Linked DNA regions of Homo sapiens: region 2 is linked to region 1. Evidence: chromatin contacts called from ENCODE Hi-C or POLR2A ChIA-PET data. All regions are on one chromosome and are shown on one strand. The core of a region is the stretch at or near the end of the contact, and the rest is flanking DNA. Distances in the headings are between cores, read along the strand shown.

Region 1 (6,162 bases), core at 298-2,797:
CAGGCAAGCTGGGAGGAATGCTCATCCTTCAAGCAGCTCTTCTGAAACTTCAGTGTGAAGGGGAATTGCTTGGGAGTTGGGGTATGGTGGGTCATGTTAAATGAGGATTCCCAGGCTCTATTCTCAGAGATTCTGATTCAATAGATCTGGGGGTGGGCCCAAGAATCTGCCTTTTTTGTAAGTACTCAGGTGATTCTGCTGCTGGGACTGGTGAGGGAATGGAGCCTGGCCAACAGCACTTTCTGTAGGCATCATCACTAAGTAGGGATTGGCTAATCCTTGTGGATTTGTTTCACGGAATTTTCCTTTTCTTTTTTTTTTTTTTTCTTGAGGTAACTGCTTAGAAATCCATCTGTTGCCTATTAAAGAAGACTGGAGGCTGTACGCAGTGGCTCACGCCTGTAATCCCAGCACTTTGGGAGGCCGAGGCGGGTGGATCACCTGAGGTCAGGAATTCGAGACCAGCCTGACCAACATGCAGAAACCCCGTCTCTACTAAAAAAATAAAATAAAATTAGCCAGGCGTGGTGGCAGATGCCTGTAATCCCAGCTACTTGGGAGGCTGAGGCAGGAGAATTGCTTCAACCTGGGAGGCAGAGGTTGTGGTGAGCCGAGATTGCGCCACTGCACTCCAGCCTGGGCAACGAGTGAAACTCCGTCTCAAAAAAAAAAAAAAAAAAAGAAAAAAGAAAAAAGACTGGAAAGTATAGTGGTATAAATCAAAAAGTATCAGAGACAGATCTCAATCAACTTAGCAGTTTATTTTGCCAAGGTTAAGGACATGGCCGGAAGAAAGGAACACAGATACCACAGAAACAGCATGTGGTCGGGGCTTTTCTTCAAAGATCACTTTGAAGCCTTCAGTATTTAAAGGGGAAAAGCAGGCTGGAAGAGAAAGAGGGAGGATGTGGTCACATGACTGAATCCACATGTTGCAAGAGAAAAGGAGCAAGTAGGAGAACAGACAATTATGTAGTCGTCTCCCACTCAGTAAATCAGCACTGATCACTGATAAGGTGAACATAGAGTAGCTGACTGTGGAGACATCCGGCCTTTTATCTGTAGCTGTCTGCTTAGGAACAAAGAGAAAGGCAATTTCTGGCCATGACTCAGCTTTCAGCTTAATGTTTTCCTTTTGGCATCATGAAACGGGGTCCTGAGATTTTATTTTCTTTCACGGTGGTTAAATAAATGGCCTTTAGAGTTTGATAGAGTTGGGTCTGATTATCAACTTTAGCACTGTGTGCTGTATGACATTGTCTCTTCACATCACTAAGTCTATTTTCTTGTAGGTGAAATATGAATATTGACAAAGTTGGTATGAGGATTAAGTGAGATAATGCATTTAAAGCACATAGTCTCAACAAACAATAGTTATGACTGTTATTATGATCATTGTTACTATTCTTGAACGGGCAGTGAATACATTGTGCTAACCCTGGACCTGCCAGATAGGTGTCTTCTGCCTTTCAGATTCAGGATGTCTCCCGTAAAGCAAAACAAAAACCTATCCTGACCTTCTTGGATGATTCATAAACACTTGGTGAACAGTTTTTACTACACATTTGTTCCCTGATAGCCCCTTAGAAGTCTGTGGAACTGGCTGGGCGTGGTGGCTCATGCATGTAATCTCAGCACTTTGAGAGGCAGAGGTGGGCGGATAACTTGAGGTCAGGAGTTTGAGACCAGCCTGACCAACATGGTGAAACCCCGTCTCAACTAAAAATACAAAAATTAGCCAGGCATTGTGGTGGGGGTCTGTAATCTCAGCTACTTGGGAGGCTGAGACAGGAGAATTGCTTGAACCCATGAGGCGGAGGTTGCAGTGAGTCGAGATCGCGCCACTGCACTCCAGCCTGGGTGACAGAGTGAGACTCTGTCTCAAAAAAACAAAAAACAAAAAACAAAAAGAAAACTGTGGAATAGTTGCCTGAGTCTTTGGGTGTGAGATACTTATGCAGCACAGCAGCTTCAATACTGTGCTCTGAAATCTCGGGTCTAGTTACTATGGAATGGAAAGCTGAGGACAGGGAGTAGAAGGAGATTCTTCAGTAGTTTTTTGAACTCAACTTGTCCATTCCAGCTAAACTTTATTTCTTATGCAACATAAGTCTATGAAGGCAAGATTTTTCTTGGCAGCATAATTACTGCTACCTAATAAGGGAAGAGAATTTCCTTCTAAAGATTCCTGCTGTTTTCTCAGCAGGTGGGAACTTTTGCACTCTGCAGCTGCTGGGTGCCATTACTGTCCGTCCTGGGCTTGCTCTTTCCATTCTGAGATGGGAATGGAAAAATCCACAGGGAACAATTGGTAATTCCATCCTGATTTGTATGCATTTTGGGGTGTTGGTTTTGTTTTGTTTTGTTTTGCTTGCTTTTTTTTTGTTTTTCTTTGGTACTTCTATTCTGTAACCTTGTCACTTATATTTTTTGAAAAGTCAAGATGCATCGTTTGATACATAATTAAATATTTGAAAACAGGGACTGTCCCGGAACTCTTGGACTTTGGGCTACTGTGTGCATAACCTCGTGGAGGGTTCTGAGCAGCTCTGTCCATCTACATGTGAAGGATCAAAGGGTGCCCCAGGTGTGTCCCTACTGACTCCATATAAGGCCCAGGGGAAGTTGTGCCCTGAAGATAAAGGAAATTAAGCTTCAGCACCCTTCAGTTGTCAGGGACTAGACCTTTCTAAGACACCAGGCAGAGGACCTAGCAATGTGTGCATATGTTTCTTTTATAAATGGCAAAAATAAGACATTTTTCTATTGTTTTCCATTAAAGATGGTCTCAAAAACTTTGTAAGTTTAGGCCCCACAAATCTGTGTCCACCCTTGACAGGCTTCCTCTGGCTATGCCTGAAGGATTTTCCCTTTATATAACTAGATAGTCAGCAGCCTCAACTCCAAGCCAGGGCACACTGGCATGCCAGGGATGGTGTGGGAATGCAAGTAAAGAGGGGCATTCACAACTCTGTTGGCTGCTGGATGCAGAGAAAACCACAAGCTGGATAAAGAGCAGCCTCTGGGGAAAAACAAGCTGTAGACCTGAGGTCCAGCAGCAAGAGTTCCTTCTTCAAACAGGTGGTTAGCAAGTGGCACCCATCAGCTACCTGTTAAGTCTTTGAGAAAAATTAACGACCTACTTTATAATTTATACAAACAAAAATACTGTCGCCTATGTGCTGCGCCCCAGCCATTCCCCAGCCCTGGTGCGGCTGTGTCCTGTAGTGGAGACAGCCCTGGATAGGTTCCAGCCTTGGCTCCTCTGCTAGGTAGCTAAGTTATGAATGCTTAGCTTTGTTCATCTTTAAAATGAGTGTGTTGTATTAGGCAGTCTCACTCTGAAACTTAAATCATTTTATGGTATGGGGGTAGAGTTTATATGATTTCTGTAGAGATACAAGAGTAGTGCTGTGGGAAAGTATGACGCACCTGTTGGGAAGGAGGTTGACATATGGAGAAAAATCAGACCATATGGGATTATGAAATTTAAAAAATTATCTCCTCCTGCTCAGTAAACGTGCCAAATATAAGCCTATCATCCTAAGAACTGTCTTCCTTTTAACAAATGAGAAGAAATTATGTGCATTTCCAAAATTAAAGGGATATTCACGTCATGTTAAATGTGTGACATATGTAGGCAACGACGAAGTTCTGAGAAGTAAGTTTGTGTTTACGGTATGGCCTTTGTTATTTAGGAGATTACAATTAAAACAGGACTAGCCCAGATGAAACAATTAACAAAGCTGATGAGCTATAACCAAAACCCATGATTAGTGATGGGTTCATTGAATACATTCTAGTACATCTGTTCTATGGAATACCATGCAATCAATCATCAAGTAGAATGAACCACATTTATATGTATTGACTTGGGAAGGTGTAGAAGACATATTAAGTAAACATAAACAAGTGGTAAATTATAATGAAAAATATGACCATGTTTTTGTTAAAAGCATAAATGAGACCTCAACAGGTGATTCAGTGCTTGTGTAAGCGTAGAAAAAATATGGAATGATATATACACCAGCATGCTAATACTGGTTACTTTAAGAGAGTATAATTGGACAGGGGAGGAGAAAAAATATATACATTATATATATATTATATATGATAATATATTATAAAATATGTGTCAATATTATATATGAGATATATTTTTATATATTTTTATTATATATAATATATTAGCTTTCTATAATTAAGTTTATTTAAATTGTTATGAGTGTGTATTATAATTTTTTTTTTTTTTTTTTTGCCCAGGCTGGAGTGCAGTGGTGCGATTTTGGCTCACTGCAGCCTTGAACTCCTGGGCTCAAGCAATCCTCCTGCCTCAGCCTCCCTAGTAGTTCGGACTACAGGCATGAGCCACCATATCTGGCTTGTGTATTGTAATTTTTAAGAGTGCTTTTGTAAAATAAAAAAAGCATAACCTTTGTTTTCTCAGCCTCCCCAGTCTGTGGTTGTATGCTGGATCACATTATGGTTATAACCTATGTCTCCTCTGCGGTATGCTCAGGTTCCCTGTAAAACTCATCCAGTGATTTCAAGGCCTTTTCGCCCACCCTGTTTTTCCTCCTTGGCTCACCTGCTGCTGGAGAAGCCCTGGGAGGGAGTGGCCTCCCATGACACTCAGGCACGTAACCCCCCTGAAGGGGGTGCGGTTTGTGCTTGGGGCTCTGCCAGAGTACAAAATGGCATCATGTTCCCTAGACTCCCAAAGTCCCCTCAGTGTCCTAGTTCTTCAGGAAGGGGCAATGCCTTTCATCCCCCTCACCTGTCACACTTTAATGGGTGGTTACAAAATTGGAGCTGCTTGGGCTCCTCATGCATGTCAGCTCCTCTAGGCTGGTCCCATCTCTCCAGAAGTGCCTGGGTCCCTTCACGCAAGCTCAGCCTCTAGGGGGCATGTCCACGTACATTAGTGCTAATTGTGTGGTAGAGGCAGAAATTCAGTGAAGGGAAAGACGGGGCTTTTTTAGAAGACTTGGGGTTTACACAGGACCATGGGGAGGTATGGAGATGGGGTACATCAAATGTGGAAACCTTAACACCAGCAACATCAAGAAGGGGGAAGGCAACAGTAAAAACATGGAAGGCCAGGTGCGGTGGCTCACACCTGTAATCCCAGCACTTTGGGAGGTCGAGGCGGGTGGATCATGAGGTCAAGAGATCGAGACCATCCTGGCCAAAATGGTGAAACCCCGCCTCTACTAAAAATACAAAAATTAGCTGGGCATGGTAGCGTGCACCTGTAGTCCCAGCTACTCAGGAGGCTGAGGCAGGAGAATCGCTTGAACCCGGGGGGTGGAGGTTGCAGTGAGCTGAGATCGTGCCACTGCACTCCAGCCTGGGCAATAGAGTGAGACTCTGTCTCAAAACCCCCCCAAAAATCATACAGTTGAATAAGAACAACTATTTCCCTGGTTTCTGTCTTTCTCCTGTCTCAAAGGCCTCTTAATGTATTATTAGGCAGGGATGTGTGTGTATTAGTATCTTAAGTAAATAATTTAACATGTTAACAACATTCCTTGAGGAAATAAATGTGCTTAAATTTTTAGTATGCATGGGACTTGGCACTGGTGTAAAGACACTTTGAGTAGACAGTGGTTCACCTGCAGTATTGGCCATATATCCTAGAGCCTTCAAGTGTCTGGAGAAGTGATTTCCTTCTTAAAATGGATAGATCCTCCTCTGAGTGCAGGAATCTGACTAATTACAAGAATCTCCTTCCCTGGAGTGATCATTCAACCTGGGATGTGTCACTGCAGATAAAAGAACACCCCGTAGATTCTCACTAGAAGAGAACCAGTGGCTGAGCGTAATGTTCCCTTCCTCAGGGAGAACATATTTCTTCAGAAGGGGAAATGCTTTTCAGGCAAATAAATCACTGCTCCAAATTTTTCATAACTGATTCAATATACAGTTCCAACTTCTGTGTCAAATGCTGGTTTGGAAAAGATTTCCAGTGTCATGGGAAATCTATGGACTGAAGAATATAACATTGTGCATGAAGGAAGTATCAAACATTGAGCTTTAAAAAATACTTCATAATCGTCAAGTATTTACAAATGAAATTATAGGTAATCTCAGATTTGCTTTAACATAGCCTAGCTGAGTGGAAGAGGGGTCCTGGGGTATAGATAAAACGGAATTGACAAT
Region 2 (6,042 bases), core at 3,136-5,635, 150 kb before region 1:
TACAGCTTTTCTTTAACTGTGTCTGTAAGTTTGCTTTCTTTTTTTGAAACTTTATTTATTTATTTATTTAATTTATTTATTTTGAGACTGGGCTGTGAGATTGGCTAATTTTTGTATTTTTGGTAGAGATGGGGTTTCACTGTGTTGCCAAGGCTGGTCTCAAAGTCTTGGGCTCAAAAATCCAACCGCCTCCACCTCCTGAAGTGCTGGGATTACAAGCATGAGACACTGCACCCGGCCTGTTTGTAAATTTTCTACCGAAGGTGATTTTTCTATCATTTTCAACAGAGATGACCAACATACATACTTAAAGAATGTGAACTTTCAACACAACTTGTTCATAACAAGATTCTGCATATGAGAAAACCAAGAACCAGAAAGACAAGGGATCTGTCAGGAACACCATATGCTGCAACAGAACAATGACACCTGAGGTGACTTTCCCTTGACTTTCCCTTTCTTTTTTTGTTTTTTTTTTTTTTTTGAGACGGAGTCTTGCTCTGTTGCCCAGGCTGGAGTGTAGTGGCCCGATCTTGGCTCACTGCAACCTCCACCTCCCGGGTTCACGCCATTCTCCTGCCTCAGCCTGCCGAGTAGCTGGGACTATAGGCGCCTGCCACCACGCCTGGCTAATTTTTTTGTATTTTTAGTAGAGACGGGGTTTTACCATGTTAGCCATGATGGTCTCGATCTCCTGACCTCGTGATCCATCCGCCTCGGCCTCCCAGAGTGCTGGGATTACAGGCTTGAGCCACTGCGCCCAGCCTGACTTTCCCTTTCTTGTCAGACTGACAAGGCCAGACACTTAAATTCATGCTCTTTAATTTCAAGAAAACCTCTCCCTCCTTCCCTTTTTCCTTTCCTTCCTTCCTCTTTCTCTCTCTCCCTTTCTTATATTTAATTTAAACAAACTTGGTTTCCTGTTTTCTTTGCAGAAAAGTAGAAATAAATTGAAGGGAGGAAGGAACAAGGAGGAGACAGTGAGAGGACTGGGGAGGCTCCCTGTACAAAAGGTGGCAAAAGAGCTGAGGATTGACAGCTGGCAAAAGTCTGTTCTTTGTTTTGGCTTACTTCTCATTTATTGACTATATGTTGCACTTGGGTATTTATATAGTAAAGAAATTAATTTACTTTTCTTTTCTTTCTTTCCTCACTCCTTTCTGCCTCTCCCCTACCTCCCAAATCTTCTTCTTTTTTTTTGAGACAGGGTCTTGCTCTTCACCCACATTGAAGTGCAGTGGCACAATCACAGCTCACTGCAGCCTTGACCTCCTGGGCTCAAGCAATTGTCTTACCTCAGCCTCCCAAATAGCTGGGACCACAGGCATGCACCAACACTCCTGGCTAATTCAAAAAAATGTTTTGTATTAACAGGGTCTCCCTATGTTGCCCAGGCTGCTCTTGAACTCCTGGGCTCAACCAATCTTTGGTCTCCCAAAGTGCTGGGATTAAAGGTGTGAGCCACTGTGCCTGGCACCAAACCTTCTTGACATCTAACCACATTGTAAGATCTGTAGAGTGCAGGTCTACTTAAGAGCCTGAGTTCTAATACCAGACTACCTTGGTGTGAATCCCGGCTTTCCCCAACTTGTTAACTGGGTCATCCTCTGTAAGGTACTTTAACTCCTTGTTCTATAGTTTTCACATCTGTTAAATAAGAAAAATGAACAGAACCTACCTTACAGGCTTGTGGTATGAATTATTTATAAAGTCCTCCCTGAAATACTAGCTATTATTATCATAAAGCTTCACCTTATCTCACAGATAATCAGTATCTTCTTTTTCTCAATTCAACAAAACCACAGTCGGTAGATAGTGCATATTTATTTTGAGAAGTCTTAATGGAGTATGGCTGGTCTAACAGGTTATTTTCTCTCTCTCTTTTTTTTTTTTTTTTGGAAGCAGAGTCTCGCTCTGTTTCCCAGGCTGGAGTAAAGTGGCGTGATCTGGGCTCACTGCAACCTCTGCCTTCTGGGTTCAAGCGATTCTCCTGCCTCAGCCTCCCAAGTAACTGGGATTACAGGCGCCTACCATCACACCCAGCTAATTTTTGAATTTTTAGTAGAGACAGGGTTTCACCATGTTAGCCAGGCTGGTCTCGAACTCCTGATCTCAAGTAATTTGCCCACCTCGGCCTCCCAAATTGCTGGGATTACAGGCATTAGCCACTGCACCCGACCTGGTCTAACAGGTTCTTGTAGCACGTCTCAGGAAAGTGGCCTTGTGGTTCAGTCCAGCTCTGGCAGAACACGCTGAAGTTTGAGACTGGACTCAGGCACACCTGTGAGTCAGCTATGTGGATCGGCCTTGAGCTCCAGGCCAGCCTGGGGCCACCCAGGGCCACCCTAGGGATTGCAGTTCCACAGAGCCTGGTACAGATCTGACATGGCCCCAATCAACCTCTCCAGGCCCATCCACTCTCTGCCACTAAAATTATGCCCCAAATGCTTTGCTTCAAAAGCACAGCACTTCCCTGGGCTAGTCCTGCTATTTCTTGCACCGCCCACGCTTGTTCATCTTTATCTGGAACACCTTTCTCCTCCTCACTCCCTGGCAAACTTCCACTTTCCCTTCCAGGTTTTATTTAACTCTCATTTCCTCTATCTGGAAGCCCCCTCAGCAGTGCCTGCCCTCTGTGCCAAGTCTCCTAGTTATGTCTATCCTGATATTTTCCAGATTAATGGACACAATTCTGGCTGACCCTTCCCATAGACTGCCAACTCCTAGAGAGCCCAGCAGCACTTCTGAGTGATCAAATGATGGGCAAGCCTTTTGGATTTCTTTCAAAATTAAGCTCATGGGCTTTTGATCAGTGTTAAGAGTCAGATGAGGACCAGCATGGTGGCTCACACCTGTAATCCCAGCACTTTGGGAGGCCCAGGTGGGAGGATTGCTTGAGCCTAGGGATTCAAGACCAGCCTAGGCAACATAGGGAGACCCTGTCTCTACAAAACAGAAAGAAAAAAAGAGAGAAAATCTGGGCTCCTAGAGATTTGTTCTCAGTGGAAAGTGGGCCAGACATGTGAATTCTTACATTCCTAAAGTGCAGGGTAGCAGTTACTACCACCCATTTTTGGAGGAAGTTTCAAAGGAATCAGACAATTAGCTTGTTTCTTAAGGACTTCTGAGAAAAGAGAAAACAATACTACAATTTCTGCTTAAGTGTCACTCGGCAAACAGGTATAACATGTAGGTCTGACTCAAGTATGGATAGGTAGGAGAGAATTACAAATTTTTCATGAGCTCTGAAGTTGCAGCAACTTATTTACTTCAATGATAGAGCTCTAAAGGATTTGAAGAGTTGTGGAAATAGCAGTAAAATGTCATGCTAGGAGCCTCGTAGAATTGGAGAATGCAAGAGAGAGAAGTGGCCTTACAGATCAATTACTAGTTCTGAATTATGAGTTAGTGATAACATTTTCACTGGTCCCCAGAAAACTGAGATACGTTTGGATAATCTGCTATTTATTTTTTTTATAGTATTGGCTCCAAGTGGTACCATATTATTTTTTAAAAAGCTACATAAATTCAACATAAAGAGTTGTTCCTTATTCTGAGATTAAATTTGTTTACACTTTTATGGTACTAAAATATTCTTTCATGAAAAGATGGTGATTATAAATGGTAGTTTGGTCTTTTTTAAAAAAAAAAAAAAACTACTGAAATATAACACATATATTCCCAATTAGGTTTTTTTTTGAGATAGGGTCTTGCTCTGTTGCCCAGGGTAGAGTGCAGCAGAGATCACGGCTCACTGCAGCCTCCAACTCCTGGGCTCGAGAGATCCTCCTGCTTCAGCCTCTTGAGTAGCTGGGACCCCAGGTGCGTGTTACCACACCTGGCTATTTTTTTTTTCAATTTTTTGTTGAGATGGGATCTCACTGTGTTGCACAGTCTGGTCTCGAACTCCTGGGCTCAAGTGATCCTCCTCTGCCTCAGCCTCCCAAAGTGCTGGGATTACAGGTGTGAGCCACCATACCCAGCGAACGCAAGTTTTATGCAGTCCATTAGAGTGCATGTTAAGCCTACTGTGCTTTGCCACAATGATTTTTTACAATCAAGTAAAATAACTTGGCCTTTACAGGCCTTTAAATGCACAAATTATGCCCTGTTGTGATTTTCATCTGATCAACTCAACCGGATAGCATGAGAAGATTTTATAAATATACACAAATAAATATGCACTTATTTCATAACCTCCACTTATAAGCTAATTGATTCACTTTCTTCCTTATCAGTCACAAAACAGCAGCCACCACTATTTTTTCCTTGCAGTTCACAACATATAGTTCTACTGCAGTAATTCTGCCTCTAGGACCAGATGGGCCAGCTTACTCATGCCCTTCTATTGAGTCATGTAAATATCACAAGATGACACATGCTACCAAGACAAACAGAAAAGCCTTTAAACTCAGCCCTGGAGCCAGGAAAATATTCAAAAACTGTGATGCCAAAAATTTGACCCCATTGAGCTCAATTTTTCATTATTATTCCAATTAGTTTTGTAGTCACTATATTTATGGGAGTTCCTAATGCCTGCTGTTACCTGAAGTTGCTGTTGGGTATGCAGGCTCACATGCTTACCTTTCTTCCTCATAAAAAGTTTGAACTAGCAGCCATAAACTCAACCCATTAAAGAGGCCAAAGTGGCCGGGCGCAGTGGCTTACACCTGTAATCCCAGCCCTCTGAGAGGCTGAGGCGGGCAGATTGCTTGAGTCCAGGAGTTTGAGACCAGCCTGGGCAACGTGGTAAAACACTGTCTCTACTAAAAATACAACAGGCGTGGTGGTGTGTGCCTGTGGTCCCAGCTACTCAGGAAGTGGAGATGGGAGAATCATCTGAGCCTGGGGAGGAGGTCTAGGCAGCAGTGAGCTGAGATTGTGCCACTGTACTCCAGCCTGGGCAACAGAATGAGACCCTATCCCCTCCCGCACCGCCCCCCTCCCAAAAAAGCCAGCTAAAACAAAAGCTGTTACCTAGTGTAAGATGAGTATCCAGTAAAGTTATTTAAAATTTTTTTTAACTTTAGTTTCTTTTGCATTAAAAAAATTTTTTTTTAATCTTAAAAAAAAATAAGACGGGGTCTCACCATGTTGCTCAGGCTGATCTCAAACTCCTGGCCTCAAGTGATCCAACCGCCTTGGCCTCTCAAAGTGCTGGGATTACAGGCGTGAGCCACCGCGCCCAGCCCCAGTAAAGTATTATCTTACTCACCATTTTTTAAAAATTTTTGAAATTTTGAAATAATTTTAGACTTACAGAAAAGTGGTAAAAATACTGCATCTCTGTCCCAGCTTTCCCTCATGCTAACATTTTACATAAACACAGTACACATATCAAAACTAAGAAATTACCACTAGAATAATTCTATTAACTAAACTGTAGACTTTATTAAGATTTCACCGCTTTCTCCACTAATGTCCTTTCTTGGCCTCGAGAGCCAATCCATGATCCCACATAACACAAAAAGGTTAAATTCACCAACCTGTAGGAATCAGGGTTTCATCCACAGGCAAATAAGTATCCGCTTCTATGGTGACTTCATGGTCATTTATATTTGGGGAAGCCTGGGAGGAAAAGGTAGGGGAAAGGTTTTCTGCTTAGTCTTATTTCATATATTTGTTTTTTAACTTATCTTGCAAAAATGTTTTCAGGCATTGACAAAAACTTTTAAAATCTTGTTTGGCTGATGGTCATGATTAAATATAATCAACTAAGTGGAGGTAGATAAGGCCTCAAAATAGCAACAGATAAATTTGGAAGAAACTTTCAAGTGTGCATGCATTTTCTTTTCTAAATAGAATATGAAGGTGAAAAGTCAGAGACCACAGTGGTTTGAAAGCCTTTTGGACCTTGGCTTATTAGTGGAGGTGTTTCTTCTATTCTTCTCACTTGCCAGGCAAACAGAAGAGCAATGACTGGTAACCAGGAACACACACATCCTGAGAGGTCAGGGTACTGCTCCAGGCTCACTCCTGGGGGTGCACCTGGCACCCCCCTCTAGCCCAGTTTCCACACAGAGGCCCCACTCTCTGCTCCAT

Evidence for each region. Hi-C counts contacts between places; a loop is a spot of excess contacts on that map. ChIA-PET counts read pairs that join two places held with the same protein, here RNA polymerase II (POLR2A). Pooled maps may share reads with other maps.
Region 2: a pooled map shows a loop between it and region 1 (3-fold over the local background). The contact joins two enhancer-like sites. A Hi-C loop is called at or near these places in 4 of 50 pooled maps. POLR2A ChIA-PET finds 5 or more read pairs at or near these places in 9 of 52 experiments (GM12878, HCT116, Panc1 and 3 more).

What each region holds. Positions count from the first base shown.
Region 1 is chr2:38,537,895-38,544,056 of GRCh38, reverse strand. No RefSeq gene overlaps it. Among named protein-coding and RNA genes, the nearest start is that of LINC02613, 25 kb to the right of the region's middle. RefSeq lists an enhancer at 2,436-2,730 and a silencer at 2,436-2,730. Within about 2 kb of position 1,547, at least 4 of the 41 ENCODE cell types and tissues checked have a DNase peak (open chromatin) inside an H3K27ac peak, as active enhancers do; they include HCT116, where a contact is called at or near this core.
Region 2 is chr2:38,689,339-38,695,380 of GRCh38, reverse strand. GALM (galactose mutarotase) reads right to left here. Exons shown (of 7, transcript NM_138801.3): 4 at 5,487-5,568. All of the region lies in intron 2 of LOC124905993 (a long non-coding RNA gene), which reads left to right. Among named protein-coding and RNA genes, the nearest start is that of GALM, 26 kb to the right of the region's middle. RefSeq lists a silencer at 2,360-2,654. Within about 2 kb of position 4,385, at least 7 of the 41 ENCODE cell types and tissues checked have a DNase peak (open chromatin) inside an H3K27ac peak, as active enhancers do; they include HCT116, where a contact is called at or near this core.